2 separate regions of the Mus musculus genome follow, and region 2 is linked to region 1. Evidence: chromatin loops called from intact Hi-C (ENCODE). Cell type or tissue: left cerebral cortex. All regions are shown on one strand. Links, peaks and the distances in the headings refer to the core of each region. The heading gives the core; the rest is flanking DNA.

Region 1 (8,739 bases), core at 536-8,535:
TTAAAAAACAAAGCAAAACAGGAGTCTGGCATTAGAGCAGCCTTGTGGGAAAGGCTGGGGGTTAACCTAAGGGATGTGAAACTAAAGGTGTTTCCAAAGAGTAAGCTGAATCTTTTTCAGAACAGAAAGCTTGTGTGGTGTTTGTACCCCACCTCCAAGCAATGCCCCTAATAATATAAAAGAAATGTGTCCAAGGCATTTCCTTCTCATGTTGTTCAGGGCCAACATTATATACCAAGCCCTACTTACAGCCTTATGGCAAGGCCACAGTTCTTTGACATTTATGCTCAACATATGTGAAAATCACAAGGTTCTTCATTTTTTAAAAATGTGGGCTCCTGATGGATTTGTCTGACCATTTACCTAGTGAAGCACCAAATGCAGGCTTCTACTTGAACACTTTACTTTGTATGCTTTTCATGGGAGAGAGCCATCTAGCATACACAAAGTTCAGCCTGACTGGGCAGTCTTCAACATTCAACATAGGTGTGCACTCAAGAATTTCTCTTAGGGCAGGACAGATCAGACCCCTGGATGGCTTAAGTTTACCCCACAGCCTCAATCTTGGTGCAAATGTCTTTAGAAGTTATGTGTCTAATTTCTTTCTGACACACAGCAATTATATATTATCCAGGGCAATATTTGTATTGTTTATAGCAACCATGCCAATTGCTAGGAGGGAAAATGCCTTTTAGGTCAATTAGAGTCTTCTGTGTGTGGAATAAAGGATGCTAGTTTCTTAGAGCTCTTAATATACAGCTCTCAATGTTCAATTTACCTAAAAATGAAAATTGCCAAGGAGCAAAGATTGTGGGAGATGTATGGCTGGACGTCGCTGCAGCCTGGCACATAGGCTGATGGATGGAGCCCTCAGAATTACTGGGAGTTCTTGCTAACTCACTATCATGGCTCACTGTTTCAGAGAGTGACAAGAGCCAGCCTTGTCCAACAACATGTCTCTGCCCCCTTCCCAGCATCTCAGCTGCTTCACTTAGTCATTGTGGCCTCTTGTAAAACCCAGATACCACTGGGAACAGCCTAGCCAAACGATGAAGCTAAAACATGGTGCTAGCACTCAGATGTGGGCAATGGTTCTAATGCGTACATTTTAGCGTTTGATCCCACTTAACATACAATACTTACTTCCGGATTTGTGGTGGGGAAATGTCATTTAACAAACAAAAACAAACAAACAAAAAAAAAAACCAAAAAAACTTTTAGCTTAATTACTAAAGATGTAAATGTAGTCTCACTTGTGGAATAAAGTTTCTCTTAACAATGAGGTGTAAATTGGTGTGTGCCTACTCTGTTCACAGTAGGAATAGAACCTAACACTCGCCTCCTCGCCCTTGGTTTTGCAATAGTACCTGGGAAATGAATGTGTCCTTGGAAGTTCCTGCAGCATTTCTGATTTGTTAAAGGAGGGGGAAAAAAAGAAAGCTAGGCTAGTTCATGCTGTATCCCTCTACCTCTGCAAGGACATTTGTTTTGCATTTCTAGCATCTGTATTGAACTACGGACTGAGGCTACACAGTTTAACCCCAGTTCCCAGGTATTAGAAGTTCATCGCTCTCCAGATTTTCTTCTGTCCGTCTTTTGTGACTTCCTCCATATCCTCAGATGGAGTGAAATTAACAGGGGAAGCAGTCTGTTATTTGTACAATGACCTTGGGCCCCTGGGGGAATTGAAGGCGCTATTCTTTCCACTTCTGATGTTTTACATTTCAAAGAGCCTAGCTCTCTTTGATATTAAAGAATGAAATGTGCAATGTAATTGTTATTGTTTTATGACCTTTAATAGGTTAATCAGGCTGCATCAGGTTCTCCACTGTGTGACTCGGTGCCCGAGAAATGATTTGCCTCACAGTTGATGGATTCTGACAAGGGGGCTCAACATTAATATTTGAGGGAATGACCGTACACTGGTGTCTAAATCCTGAAGAAAACACGATTACTCTGCTTAAGTCCTCTATGAGTAATAGAGAACCTGTCAGCTTTTAGTGGTATTGACGTTTTGGGCAAGATCATACTTGGTTGCTATATGCAGGGGTATCTCATACATCCTGGGACATTTAACAACATAATGGTTCTCTGTCCATTAGATGTCAAGTCTAGTCCCTTTCCCACTGTACCTCATTCCGATGAATGACAATGTAGCTTGTCTACACAATGCCATGCCTCAGGAAAGAAAATCTACCCCAATTGAGGAACATGGACCTAATTAAAAAAAAATGGAGTGAGGGTAGGTGGGGCTAGACTATACTCCTTTAGGGTATACTATGCCTAGAATCAACTATCTTAAATGATATTTAATATAATAGTAGCCAATATTTATCAAGAACTCACCCTAAACCAATTAGCACTATGCTGACAGCTTTCAATGTTGGATCTCATTTGATCCTCTTAACAAACCCATGTGAGAGTAATTATGTATTGCAACTTACATGTAAAGAAACTGAGGTGGACGGGATGTAAATAATTTATTCAAGAACACTCAGCTAGAAAAGTAGAAGCGCACAAACGCTTCCATGTTTGCTTTAGTCCCCATCTTTGAGGTTATAATCTGAGTATGAAAGTAAAGAATTGATTGCTTACCTCTGTGGTCAGGACTTATTACCTACATGCTAAACAGGTCCAGGCAAATACACAAAAACCCACCTTCTCTCATGATACATGGAGAGGGTGATACATGTCCTCACGTAATATATGCGAAACAAAAAGTATAATATAGACGTAAATAACTGACACTGGAAAGTTCATATTTGGAATCTCTTAGGCCATCGCATCTCAGCTTTAATGGGACTAGAAATCACCAGGGTCTTATTAGAGTGCAGGTTCTCCTCCCGGCTGAGTGGGCTGCATGAAACCTGGACTTCTTACTTTCGAACCAGGCCCTGGACAAGGGTGTTGCTGGTCAAAAGACCTCACTCTGAGCACGTAGCTTTTAGTGCTGTGGGAAATGTCGCTTCATGCTTTTCAAAAGTGAGGTTCCACAGAGCGTATATGGAATGCCAAGAAAGCAGCAACGCAGAGCAGAGGGGGGAGGAGGAGGAGGAGGTGGGGATTGCCTTGGCTGTAAGAGCCACACTTGTCTCTCAGCCCTTCCCTTGGAACATCTATGCCGTGCCCACTCAAATCCACTGCCCACATACACAGCTAAACATCTGCTATTTTAAAGGACAAATATTAATTTGAAGCACAAAACACCTACCCACCAAACATAACTGGTTTCTGCAAACACATTTTTTTTTAATGTCCAATTTTGTACTTTTGGAAAACAATGCTTCTTTATCTTCAACATATCATGCTACATAAAAAAATTCCATTCTTTTTCATCCCCACCCTTCACGCCCATTGTGACTTGAAAATAAGTATTGTGCTACATCTAGCAAAGAGTCAGTATAACAGGGGTAAAAAATACATATGGTAAGCCAAAAGCAAGAGCACTTTTAATCCAGCGAATGTCACAATTAAAATGACAGTTGTGAGGACTGCAAACCATGTTACCATTAATTTAGCGGTGTTTAAAAAGACAGAAATGGAGTCCTGTAATAAACATTCACAAAGAAATGGTTTGGGAACTGATCTCTACTAATGGTTGTGGCCACTTTGCCCAGACCACAGTGACCGCTGCAGATCACAAATTGTTTTGTGACATCTGGGTTTGACCATAGGTCGTAATGAAGGGGAGGCATTTGGAGTCACTTGGCTTTCTGAATACATTCAGCTAACTCTCTACACACATGGCAAGGGGATACAGCGGGAAAGAGTTGCTGTGATGTTGAGATGGACCATAGTTAATGGAAAGGCTGAGAGGTTGAGAAGTGGAACCAACCAATTACTGCTAATATTTTCTACTTAGATATAAAGTAGGAGGTCTAAAACAGGGAAGCGGTGTGTGTGTGTATGTGCATGCGTGTCTGAGGGTCCTAGCATCTCTGCCGCTGAAACTGCACGCAGTTCTGCAGATGAATGTGAGCTATGCTATGATGTGAACATCTGCTCTGTACCAGGCCTTAGGTTATGCTGATCAACACTTTGTTTTCAAATCTATGTGAAGTAAAATATTTCCCATTCGTGAATGACTGACATCACATCTTTATTTGGTATTATGAAGACCAACCTCCTCCTGACTACCTTGATATTTATTTCTATTACTTGATTATATTTACTTGATATGTAATATTTTCTTTAATCTCACACTTATCTCTTGGCTTCCTCTGAAACAACAAGTACCTGTGAAATTATAAGGGCCGAGCAAACCAATGGTTATAATATTTAAATAAACTTACGTGATTACTGGACGATAATGCCATAATTTTGGCCTTAAGGTTTGGGAGAGACTCCTATCAGCCAGCCAATGCTAGCTGTCCACTTCCCCCAGGACTCCACCAATGCAAAGGGTAAGAGTTGGCAGAGGTTTGGTCTTCTAGCACTGGCTACCACTATATTTTGGACAACATCTGTTCTAACATGCCAGAATACAATCATCACTGTCCTGCTTGCACAGACCATAAAGATGTGATGTCAGTCATTGACGAATGGGAAATATTTTACTTCACATAGATTTGAAAACAAAGTGCTCTGCCTTGAGACTTTGGAGAATCTTGTATGTTGTTAACGGAAGAAGAAACTGAGTTCTTTTGCCACAAATGCTTGGCAGAGTGGCGGTCAACACTACATCTGCAGGGTGAAATACTATGGTTTCTTTAGGCTTCAGATTGTCCTAGAAAATAAGCACAATGTACATAAATCTTAGATTAAGTAGGGACTTTTCAACACCAACTCTATTGCCATCCTGTGGGTGACCATCCTGTGCATTGTGTGGTGCATTCATTTGAGCAGCCTCACCCTCTATCCACTAGATGCCAGTAGCTACCCCAAGTCGTGACGACCAAAAATGCCACTAGAGATTGCATAATGTTCTCCAATGAGCTGACTCACTCTCTGTTTAGTATAACTGGGATAAAGGAACTAAAGTCTGCAAGGTACTCAGGCTAGCCTATGCCATAGTTTCAGAGCCCCGTGGTATCCATTGCATTTATTAAGGAATTCATGTATGTTAGATAGCTACTTAAGAACTTGAAGTCTACTATATCATTGAACACTCACATGATCGTGAGAGTTAGAGCCCACTAAGACTCCCATTTTACAGATGATTAAAAATAAATATCTGAAGAAAAACAACCTTTTTGAGGATCCACCATTACCTTAAGCAGAGTTAGACCTCTATGGAATGCCACGGTTCTAGAGCTCCTGCCCCCAGGCTTTCTGTATCCTCACAACTGCAGAGGGGGGTGTCTCCTCAGAAATTAGGAATGAGGAGGAGAAAAGGGAAAAAAATAGGCTAGGATTTTTTTTTTTTTTTTGCATTGAAGATTGTGTCTCAAATAAAGAGACCAACAAAGAAATAAATAAGGTAGCTAACAAGTACAGGTTGTCTACAATTAGCATTGCATTTTTCAGTGGTTTGTACATACACCTAAACACACATGCACATATACACAAGTGTGTGCAGAAACACAGGTACCCACATATGGACACACTTGTACACGTAATAATGTATGTAGAGACGATAACTTTCCCAGAACGGGTAAAGGTATAAAACAACAACAAAGTTAACATGCAGGTCATTAACATGCAGGTCATTAACATGCAGGTCATTAACATGCAGGTCATTAACATGCAGGTCAAAATAAAGAGCTGGAGGAAGGGGTGGTGATACATGCCTAAGCACGTAGGAAATCAAGGCGCTAAAAAGGGAGTATTATTTTAGTTTAAGAGCTCAAGGCCCTCCTAGGAAATATAGCAAGTTCCTCATTTATGAAACAAAATGACCAAATAAACAAACAAGAAAAGAAAATATGTTTTTAGGTCTAGTCCTTAGCTAGCACTGTAACGAGGTCAGGGGATTTCACTATCTCACAAAGATGCCTGCCTGGTTCACTACTGTAGAAAGTCAATGTAGAAGGTCAAAGATGGCTGCTGATATGGCTGTCTAAAGACGGGATGATGACCAGTACAGACTGGTGTGTGTGTGTGTGTGTGTGTGTGTGTGTGTGTGTGTGTGTGTGTGTGATAGACAGAGAGATGGAGACAGAGAGAAAGAGTGACACAGGAACACAGAGAAAGAGACAGACAGACAGAAAGACAGAGAGACATGGAGACAGACAGACTCCTGCTGTCCACACCTGTGTTGAGCCTTTCGTGTTGTATCAGGAAGTCTTCTTATTGCAGTGTCCTAGGCATCCAGTGTGACTTGCTACTGGCATATACTAGCTCCCACTTAAGGCTCTGAAAAGCTTAGACAACTACAGAGCCCACTGACCTTGACCACAAGCTAGACATTGACCTTTCTGGCTGTTTTTCCCTTTCCCAGTAGAAACAAGACAAAACAAAACAAAACAAAACAAAAAACAGTCTGTGGTCTTTGCTGTTCTGGTAAACAAGGTATAGGTTTCTACAAGCACACATATTTTGTCCTCCTTGACAAACAAAAACACACGAGAATTAAGTCAATACAACCAGAATAAACAAATACAAACACAAGATTCTGACATAGAATATGTATACTTATGCATATTTCTTTATGCATTTATATAAAAGAGAGACAAATACAGGGTATGAATAACAATTCAGAAAGGTGCCGGTCAACCTTCCTCCAATGTCCCAGAATCTAGGCTAAAGATATCTTACCAAGTTTGTCATTGTCAAATACAGAAAAATGAGAGCTTTTCTACATTTGACTGAAAGTCTTTGCATTTCTACCAGTCTGAAACAGAAACTTGCAATTAAATCAATTAAGCAATGAAAATCAGATATTCCATTAAAATCTAATTTTCCTCATATTTGATTGGTCGTAACTCAACCAAGCTGGAAACAGATGAGAGAGGCCAAAGAATTCCAAGTTGCAGACACGGAGAAAAGGAAACCATTCAACATTTTCACAGCAAACGGAATCGCAGCATTTTCTTTTGCTTCTGCTCCTGTGCATTTAGCCATTAGGGGTTCCCCAAACATCGGCTTTCAGAACTACTGCTGAAGACTGGGAGGAGAGGATCAAGGTTTCCTGTTCCCCTGTCTTCCTTTTGCAGGCATGTCCTTGAGGTTGCTTTTGCTCCTTAAGGAATTTAATAGGCTAGCCCAAACTCCACTTCAGACAATACCGTGTGTCTGGTGCACTCCAGCACGTCTGAAATTCCCTTGCTAAGATCGACAGTCAGACTGGCACTGGCTATGTTTGCTGATTCAAAGAGTTACAGAGACCACATGTGTTCAGGAGGCATTTCTGCTTTCTAGGAGCAGAATGGAAGACTTTGCTCTTGGGGGTCAGGGGAAAAAGCATGCCAACCGACTGGATTATTCTTTCCCGGTCTGGTTTTTGCAGGTTGCATGAGCTGGCTTTTTCTACACCAGCAATCACCCTGTGGACGGAAGTCAGAGTTTTTGAATATGAAACAGAAAATGACTCCACACGTTGCTGGAACAGAAAGATTAAAAAAGAGAAGACAATAGCTTACATGAAAGGTGCTTGTCCACCATTTGACGGGCATCGGGATGCTCAACAGACTTTCAATCAGGGAAAATATAATGGGATGTAAGTATGTAAAGGATGGCTGCAAGTGGACAGGAAGAAAGTGGAGAAATACTTCAGAGACCAGTGTTTCAATTTTTAAACCGAAAGGTGCAGCTGGTCTGTATTTCTCAGATGGCTTTTCAAAATGCATTTGCTGAAACTATTTTTAAGGCCAAACTGTTGGGATCTTCTTGAGAATTGTTGGTTATTGTAGCCAGCACAGAATTAGGCAAAAATACAAAGAGCTATGGATGCAGTGTGTGTGTGTGCCACTGAACGTAATTAACTAACTAATTATATATATAGTCTGTGCACATGTATGCACGTTTATATGCATGTGGGCTTGCACATATACCTGTGTGTATATGTATGCATGTAACTGTGAGCACATGTTTGCATATGCCTATCTGTGCTTGTGTATATCCATGGCTATATTCTCAGGAAAGGGGGCAATATGTGTTTCAGTTGGTACCACTACTCCCCAGAGATGTAGGGTTTTGATCCTGAATATTAAAAAAAAAAAGTCATTTGTCAGAACTTGTTTTGCTTTGCCACATACACCCCCCCCACCCCCCCAGCATCTGTCTTCTATAGGCAGTTGGAACAGGTTGGAAGAGAAAGAGGAGGAGGAGGAGGAGGAGGAGGAGGAGGAGGAGGAGGAGGAGGAGGAGGAGGAGGAGAACAAGATAGAGGTTCTTTAGAAAGCAAACAACTTCTATTAAATCCTGCCACCCTTTTAGCCCAATTCATGTTTTTGTGAATATCAGTGGTAGTCAGGAATAAAGACTCTAGAGCCAGATTGCTTGGATCTGAATCCCAGCCCCTTTATTTAGAAGTTCAAACACTTTGAAAATGACTCCAATTTACTACCGCCCATTTCTTATAACATGCAAATGAAACACAAAGTGTACCCAGTCCATATAATACACATCTCAAGTCTCTAAGAGCTGTCCGTATTTAAGATCTCTTTCTCCAGGTCTAAGCATCCATCACACCTCTGCATGCACCCATCGATGCTATTGTCATCCCCATAGTAGTACCTGGGACACTGCCACCCTCCATACTTGTTTAAAGGACTCATTTAAATGATTCAAACCTCATCGTAAGGCCACAGAACTTGAGCAGCTGGTCAAGTAACCGTCAGAAAACTGAAGAAAATAATT
Region 2 (8,739 bases), core at 505-8,504, 540 kb after region 1:
TTCCTATCAAAAAGAACTGTATCCAGGAGAGCCCCAGCAGCCACAGATAAACTATCTTACACATCCTCAGGCATTCTCAACCCAGAAGACACGAGCCAAGGGCAGAAGTTTAAAGGAAGAGCATATCCCCAAAGGCTCTACATATTTTTTTCTTTTACACCCATTGCTTCTCCAATTCAAACAGACAAGGAAGAGTAGATGGAAGAGAAATTTGGATGGTTTAGCGACTATTTGCTGGAAATGAGATATGAACATCGTGAAAGCCACGGTCAAAATGAGCATTAATCAAGAAGCTGACAGGGGATATCAAAAGTCAGAGCAGACTGCCCAAAGTCCAGGAAGCTATTACCTGGGGCCGTGCAGAGGGTCAGCGCCTCCGGGGCACTGGTCCTTTACCATCTAGTTTCTGAGATATTCACCTCCTGCTTTTCAAGAATATTACCCTTCCCGTAAAGGCCTGATAAGAGATAAATTTACGAGCATGAGCATGTGAAAAGGAAACCCAAGAACTTGCGTATTAACCCTGTCCTTTCTTGGTCTCTGAGGAAAGGATTCCTCGAGAGACAAATCTTCACCCTTGGGATGTGAAGAATGAGGTAACATCTTCTCCTCTTTCCAGTTCCTGGAATTATCAAAAATTATCTTCTTTCTCTCCCTTTTAATTTTTTAGGGGAAATAGCAAGTATATGTATCACTTATGAGCAATGTAAATGGGTAGCTTGGGGTAGGAAGTGATTTAGCCACTCACTCAATCATTCAAGTCACCCAGGCAACAGGCATGCATCCTGCAAAGCTTCAGCTCTGGGATATCTTCTTATTCTGAAACCTCGAAGTTGAGAACAACCTAACCTGTGCAGCCAGAGACACAGTCTAATACTCACCTTCCAGCCTCACCCTTTAGGTAAACATGCCTGTTATTAGTTATCTGAATTTTTTTTAAATAGAAATAAAGAAGAAAGAAAGCTGACACATTAGATTCCTGACCTCACCTAAAGCCATGCTTTTCACAGAATGAATACATTTGAAGTTGCAAGGAAATGCTGCAAAATGTGCACTGTAAACATGTGCCAAGATGAATAGGTAAATAAATAAATCAGAAAAGGGTAGCAACATGGTGACAAACTTTTCTGAACGTCTTAGGTTAAAAACCTTATTTTAAAAATATAGACATGCATCTACGTAATATTCTTTTACCTAAGCTTCTAGACCACAGGGCCATAATCCTCACACACACATACGCTAAACTGTGTGTGATTCTGTGTGTACCCCATGGGGGCTTAATAACACTTATGAATTGACTGACAAGAGAAAAACCAAGAAATGACAACCTTCCGGGTAGCCGTAACACAATTTTAACTTGAAAATTGCCCAGAAATAGACTTCACAATCTATGGGAACATACACAAATCATATAAAAAGAAGCAGTGCCCCTCATATACCTAGACTGGCCTTAGGGAATAGCTTAGTGAAAAATTGTTGCTGTGGGAACGAGAGTTCAGCCTCTATCTCTATTCACTATTTGGCTTCTGCAGTGAATCCAGCTACAAGCAACGTTTATTCTGCAAGAAAAGGTACTATAAGATAATGTTTAACGTTAAGATTAGAAGAACTATAGAGTTATGCTTAATCTTTAACATGTTTCTCACCGAGTCTACAAGGATCACACACCCTTCCTTTCAATACTCAAGAATCGTGTTGGCATTTTAATTTCTCTGCAGACAAAATGTAGAGGGGGAAAAAAAGAGAGAGAAAGAAATCCTAATCTCCAATGCTGGGATAGCCTCTTTGATAGAAGCTTCCCCAAACCAATGGAAATTAGCAACAAATGACAATTTAGCTAGCACTTTCTCCAAATGACATCCACAGTGTACCTCTGACACCAAATCTTGTTCAGTGAGACCTAGAAGAAAGCTTTCAAGTGTCTTTAAGTTCCAAAGGGGTGTTTTCTTCCCTGAAGTTTCTACCTTGGAAGGTCAGAATGGGCCAGACATAACAATGTACCTGTCCTTTCAGGGGAAGAGGGATATAAATATTTCTCTTATCAATTTGGCTTTGTCAAATCTCCATGAAAGAGTGACCAGTTCAGCCTCCGCCCACGTTGAAAAGAAATGTCCACCTTAGTAAGTTTGCAAAACTATGATGACATGTGGCTAGAAAGTGAAGGGAGAAATGACACTCAGGATTCATTCTGTTAGAGTAACAGGGTAAAAGATGAGATAACCAGGATTGGTTGCAGAAAGAATTTTAAGTGAAAACACAGAAGAGAAATAAGAACCTGCCGGCCTGCCTGCATCTTTCCATACCACCAAACGCCAACTACAGCAACCTCTTTTAAGTGTAGCAATGCTGTCTTACACACACCATCTTATTTTCCATTGTCTAGTATTCCCCTTATTCTCTCTGCCTCTCCCATCCCAGAACTGGGACTGAAGAACAAATGCAGAGCCTTGCCCCTGCTAGGAAAGTGTCCACCACTTAGCTTGCCTTCACTCTTATTAGTCAGCCTCACATTTTACCTCTCTATCCTTTCATTTTGACCCCCAACTTATAATCCTTCCCCTAGATGGACTCCATCATCTACTTGGCTAGAAAATTGATCCTGATTTCCAATCTCCACTTTAAACATCCAAACTACCATGTGTTTCCAAAAAGCTAATGCATTTTAGACTTCATAAGGCTGTGGATTGCATAGAAAAGTCCTATCTTCCAGTTTTTCTGTATTTTCCTATGTCAACACAGATGCACCTTTATTTTCAAATGATATCTTTCTGTCAGGTTTTAGATTCTCACCCTAAGAACAAGGGGAGAGGACAAGTTGATTCTGCCCTCTTTATTTTCATGGCTACCTTATGGAGTTGAGAGATTGATGATTGATCTTTCTTCCACACTCATCCACTGCCTTCTCTGTAGCCACATGCAAATTTGCCAATGGATAATTAAGCAACAGACACATCCAATAAATATAATAAATAAATTTGATTTTTTTTCCTCTTAGTAATTGGTTTCATCTGACTGGCTCTGATGGTGTGTAGGGATATATAAACAGGATTAGAAAATAGAAAAATTAGATGCTGGGTCCTACAAATTGTACCCCCCCCCCAAGCACTGTGAAATGTCTCTGCAATAACTATGTTATTTGTAGGGTTAAAATGGAGAGAAGCAGTTTGTGCTTTCTCAAGATGTTTCAGTCAAAAAATATAAATAAAACTGCAGGAATGACTAATAAAAAAAGTGTAACCAATCATAGAACACATTTTTTTTTAACTTATAGACCCTCTACCCCCCCCACCCCAGCTCACACTGTCTTTCTCTCGAACTTCTACTTAGCTAGTGCTGACAGTCCCAAGCCTTGCTTAAGGTCCCCAGTCCGAGGTATCACATGAGCCAAGGCTACATGAATAGAAACATCTTGAACATACTAGAAGACAGAGAATGCACAGATCTCTGTGTACAATTACTGCCTAAGCAAATACAAAAATGAAAGGAAATTAAATAACTCTTCCAATATACCCTACACAAAGAACACAGCATTATCTTGCTTTGTAAAGAAAGCACCTATTTCTCTTCCCATTTGAGTTCCTGTATATCCTTTTGACTTCAGGCTGCTTCTACCACCAGAGGCACAGGACCTGGCTTGTGTGTGGGAATCACAGTCCTGACCATGCAGGAATAAAGTAAGATAAAGACTAAAATGCACTGTAGTATAGTTATTGTTTTTCTGCATTTCTAAGTAATTTCTACTGAAATGTGTAGCGAATATTCAAATGCCCCGATATTTTGATATTTTCAAGGCTTTAAAAATGATCATGGTTAATAATTTAAAGCCAGTTGCAAAAAGTCTGTAGTAAAAAGTATGCTGTGGTGTTCCTGATACCCAGATTTCTATAGGCACAGGTAAGGAGAGCTTCTGTGGTGTGTTTCCTTCTTGGAAACCATTTAAAAACCATACTTAAGTTGTTTTCAATACTGAAATTTTGATGTAGCTTGAAGAAACGATCCAAATACAATCAGAAGTACTTAACATCTATGTTTTTGAAATGATTATTTTATAGTATAGGATGTTCTTAATCTCTGCCAAAATGATGTTCCTTTCCCTGTATACGTCTTCTACATGGACTCTATGCCTCTCCTTGAGGCAGGAGAGATCAAAACATTAGGTACCAACTAAACTGGAAGCAACAATAAAAAAACAGCATTTCAATATAAGCATCTACCAAATGAATCCTGCCTCTGTCATGATTTACAATCAATATACCACTCTGAGTTTCGACTTTACCGCTTTCATATGACTAATACTCTGGCTTTAACTTTTACTTTCTAATAAGTAAAGACTGAGGAACCTAAATAAATAAATTAATTTATGACTTATTCTTTTGAGCCACATTCCTAAATTCATTATTACTTGTTAGGGTACAAATTTCTCTTTTCTATAAATACAAAGGTCATACTAACTGAGATGTATACCGCAAAATGTCTAGTGTGATTTATAAAACAAGCCTAATCTTATAGAGCACTAAAAGGAAAATACTCATGGAATAACATATACTTTCTGAAAGCTGAGTTATAAACTTTTGCAAATCTACATTGAGTTCTCCTGAAATGATAAGAACAAGCAAGCAGAAAAACTTCCCAAAATATCTATGTCCCAAAATATGTGGCAGAGCCACTTCCGAGAAGACAGAGTAGCAGGGGGCACAGCCCACAAGTCAGTAGAACTGCAGATTCAAGCCTCTTCCAGACTGCAGGCCAGTCCTGGGACCTGAGCACCTCAGAGGAACCAGCTCTCTTCCCAAACACACAGCACTGTAGTTTCCAACACAGACTTGGCTGTTCAGCACTTATCATGCATGTATATCCTAGCACGGGCTACACGCTGTTAGTAATATGAAGGACGTAGTCGACTGGTCCATCCTGGTCACATTGGTCAGAGTGGTAGGGGGCAGAAATCTTTACCAGGAGAAATAGACTTGACTTTAACATATCACATGCATTGTTTTGTTTGGGATTCTCTTTATTATACTTACAGAGTTAAAACACCTGCTCTCTTTTCACTCACAGGCCAACACAGTACATAAATACTATGCATACCCCATCAATTCATTTTTGCCTATAAGGATTGTCATTCTATGCTGAGGGCAGAGGGCAGATGGACCAATGGAAGACTTTCAGGAAAAACAAGACAAAACAAAACCAGAACAAACAAGAAATCAAAAGGAACTTCATTTTGGGGACAATTTCTTAGAGTTCTTCATGGTTTGCTATGGAGGAACTGATTTTTGAAAGCTGTACTACTTCAAGTTCAGAATCACACTGGGGGTATATATTGAATGGATTCTGCAGAGACAGACGGATTTTAGTGAACGAGTTATTTGCTTCTTTAGCTTATGAAGCCTTTGGAAATATCAGCAAGACAACTCTCAGTGTATCTAAAATAATTAAATTAGCAAGTGCTTTGTCTTTCTTAGCACGGAAAAGAGAACAAGAAAGTAAAAACAACTACATGTTGCTGATAGCACACATTCTTAAACAATGGAACCATTTCTTTTCTAAATCAAACTAAACGCCAGAAAAACAAAGGCTACTTTGGCAAAGCTGCTACACAAAGAGCAGATACTTCTGTTCTCAGCAGAAGAAATTCTTTAAAATGACTGGTAGGGTAAATACACATTACTTGCAGTATTCCCTGATTGCAAAATTTATCTCATTTCATCAAATATTGTTACCTATCTTTTCACTGAAAATACCTTTTTAAAAATGCAAGTATCCAGGTTCTATCTTTTGGCTGAAAGTCTCTTTCACTTCTTCTGGGTGTAGAATGGAGAGTGTGAAGAACACATTGAGGTTAGCAAGAGTCAGTATCAGATCAAAGACTAGAACTGTTACTCCATGTCAAGTAATGAGGAAAAAAAAAATGCTTTGTCCATAGCCATGTGTGAGATAAGGAGTTTGACAGTAAGTCCTACCTCTCCAAATCTTACTAGCAGTTTAACTTTTAGCCCTCAGATGGGGAGGGATATATTTTTTAAGCCCTTGGAAATGACCTTGATTTTATTTCAGCAGAAATCACCTCTCCAAATCAGTCAGGTCAAACGGAAAAATCTAGGAATGGGCAGGGCAATGCAGGTCCTCCTTTAAAGCACACAGGTACATTGAGGATCCTTTCACTCATACAACGAAAAAGAATGGCAATCAATGTTAAGAAACAGTCTGTAGGTCTAGCAGAATCAACACTTTGGACATGCAGAGAAATCTCCATTCTTATAAAGATGGGAACAGGAACTCTAACAATAGAGTCAGACAGAACTGTCAAAGTCTGTGAACCCACAGCCTCAGACACCTGTCTTTCTACACAGCCCTCTTTAAAAAAAAATGTTACCTTCTCTAGGAAGTGCAAGGCTTTTTGCACATACTGACATGTCACTAGCAGACCAATTGAGAATGAACTCCCTAATTTACCATCAAGATGATGATACTATTTTGATACCTTAACCTGAAATCAACATCAGGCGCAGAAGTTAAAGGGTCTTAGTGAAGATTTAAGGACAAGCTTAATGATAAAAAACAACAACCACAAAAAACCCCAAAACAAAACAAAACCAAACGTCAGTGATGCCAACAAGCCACAGAAATGCTATCATAGAGAACCATGTTATAGTAATGCAAATCCGGTTAGTGGAATAGTAGCATAGCTTGTCATTGAGTCAAAAGCATAGATGTGTTTAATAGTTTAACAGAAAAATATCCGAGCCTTCTAGAAGTTGCCAGGAAACTAGAAGTGCACAGAGGGTTGGGGTGGAGAAACAAGCCAAAATAAGATAAAACAAAAAACAACTCTGCAGGAAAGAAACGTGTTCCCTAAATAAACATACTCCTGGGCTTCAGAGGTTGTGAGGCTGCTGAAATGGAAGCTAATTGTGATGTGTGTATTTAAAGGTGTGCATATTTTGCCCTATGGACCCATCAAAAGAAGACTTGAGCTTGCTCAGTTATCTCTTAGTGACCATGCCTGGAAGTGTTGTGGACTACTACTGAAGCTGCTCTGCGTGGGGTACGCTGTCCTGGAAATGGTCACAGGAGGAGGAGAGTAAGTTGCTTTAGAAACCTTATGGTCAGAGGACTAGGATTCACTATGTGCATGCAGTTTTGTTTCTTTATGACTCCTACAAGCAAACACTCCAGTCAAAAACTGTCCTAAATGAATGGAAGAGGAGTGTTTTTCTCCTCCAATTTAATCAAAATGGTAAACTTAAGGGCCCATGAAAATATTCTAAAATGGCAATATTGCTACCTCAAGAGAGTCCTGAGTAAGAAGTACTCTCTTTACAAATAAGATGCCTCTTTTTTATTAGAAGCATACACGGGCAGAAATAAGGCTCTGATCTCAGGAATTTTGAGAATGGCTTTTGTCAACCCTAGGGGAAACAGCACAGGTGAATCAGTGTCATGGTTTAAGGTAGCTTTTCTCTTATGTAAAACAGAACCTGAAGAGTTGACTTAATTTACAAATGGTTTCTTTTTTTCTTTTCTCTTCTTTTCTTTTCTTTTTTTACTCCTGAATATACTACCTGCCTTCTGCAGTTCTCACAAAGCCAGTTAAGTTTGCATCAAAGCAAAGTTTAACAGTATGACTGCAAACCAAGCTTCCCATACCATGGCAGCCTGCTGCTCTGGAGGTGACTACCATACAGTAGAGGCAGTCTTCGTGACAGAATAATATTCTCCCTGGGCAAAGCCCATGGGCCTCGGAGCATCCCTAACCTGAGTCTCCCACCCGCGCTTAGATCCTGAGCATCTGAGGGTGAGAATGCACGAGCACCACCCCCCTTCCTGCCATACACTTTCCATGATCCATTTCATGTCTCCATGGCTGAGCAGAAATTCTAAACTCCGGCCCTTCTAAATGACTGATTTACCTTCACTTATTGACCCTTCAATTTTTCTACTGAACAGGAACTGAAAACTTAAGGGGAAGAACAAGGAAGACAAATGAAATATCGTAACTACTCAAAACCCTCTAAAGGACTCAAATTATTTGACTGCATCAAAGAACTATTAAATGTGATATTAAAAATAATGTTGAACATGGATCCTGGCAGCAAGGGTGGCAGAGTGAATTCTGGTGTTTTAAAGAAAAGAGTAAGGGTCCAATTTGCATGCATTATGCTGGCTATTTTAAATAATTTCATTCCATGTGTACAGCAGAAACTATTCTCTCTCTCCCCATTTGACAAGATGCCACTTCAAGTAAGAGCTGAGAAAGGGCTGGTCTGAGGTTAGCAAGCTCTGTATGCCTCACAGTTTTGAATAAAACAATACCAGCATCCTTCCTGCTTCTTCAAAGCCCTAAATTTATTATTAAGTAAATTTAGCCATAGCTCAGTCAGTAGAGTAGAAGATGCACCGAGCCACTTATCTGTTTATTATCTTTGCAAGCCACATGAAAAGCCGTGTCTACTATTGCTTCCTGCAAATCTACAGCAATGTAATGCAAAAACAGCATTTTAAAGAAATTCTCTTTCGGAATGCCAAGGATTCTTCCTGCAATTTTGAATATTTTAGGCAGCGTGTACCGTACAGTAGGTCTGGAATCACTGACATTGGTCACGCTGTTAAAACTGAGTCAAACCGCCTTGTAATCCTGGAGAGCCGATAACCTTAAACATCAATGCAATGTTAAAATGAATCCTAAAAGAATCCCTATAATTGCGATGAACATTAGAAAGAAAAGCGTCAAGTCCT

What was found. A loop is a pair of places that touch in the nucleus more often than their neighbours do. Peaks named below come from ENCODE experiments on the same cell type or tissue, not always from the same donor. Only the 100,000 strongest peaks of a DNase experiment are listed, where the experiment ranks them.
Region 2: a loop joins it to region 1, with 5 times the contacts of the local background. A loop is called at or near these places in 2 of 42 quality-filtered maps.

What each region holds. Positions count from the first base shown.
Region 1 is chr11:36,687,958-36,696,696 of GRCm38, forward strand. All of the region lies in intron 2 of Tenm2 (teneurin transmembrane protein 2), which reads right to left. Among named protein-coding and RNA genes, the nearest start is that of Gm51889, 5.2 kb to the right of the region's middle. In left cerebral cortex, for the core only: CTCF peaks have their summits at 4,859 (motif pointing right) and 7,008; DNase peaks (open chromatin) are centred at 3,080, 4,892 and 7,099; H3K4me3 peaks cover 501 bases; H3K27ac peaks cover 1,714 bases.
Region 2 is chr11:37,226,763-37,235,501 of GRCm38, forward strand. It overlaps a transcript of Tenm2 not described here. Among named protein-coding and RNA genes, the nearest start is that of Gm51890, 240 kb to the left of the region's middle. In left cerebral cortex, for the core only: a CTCF peak has its summit at 3,622; DNase peaks (open chromatin) are centred at 7,032, 7,761, 8,290 and 8,495; H3K4me3 peaks cover 3,806 bases; H3K27ac peaks cover 952 bases.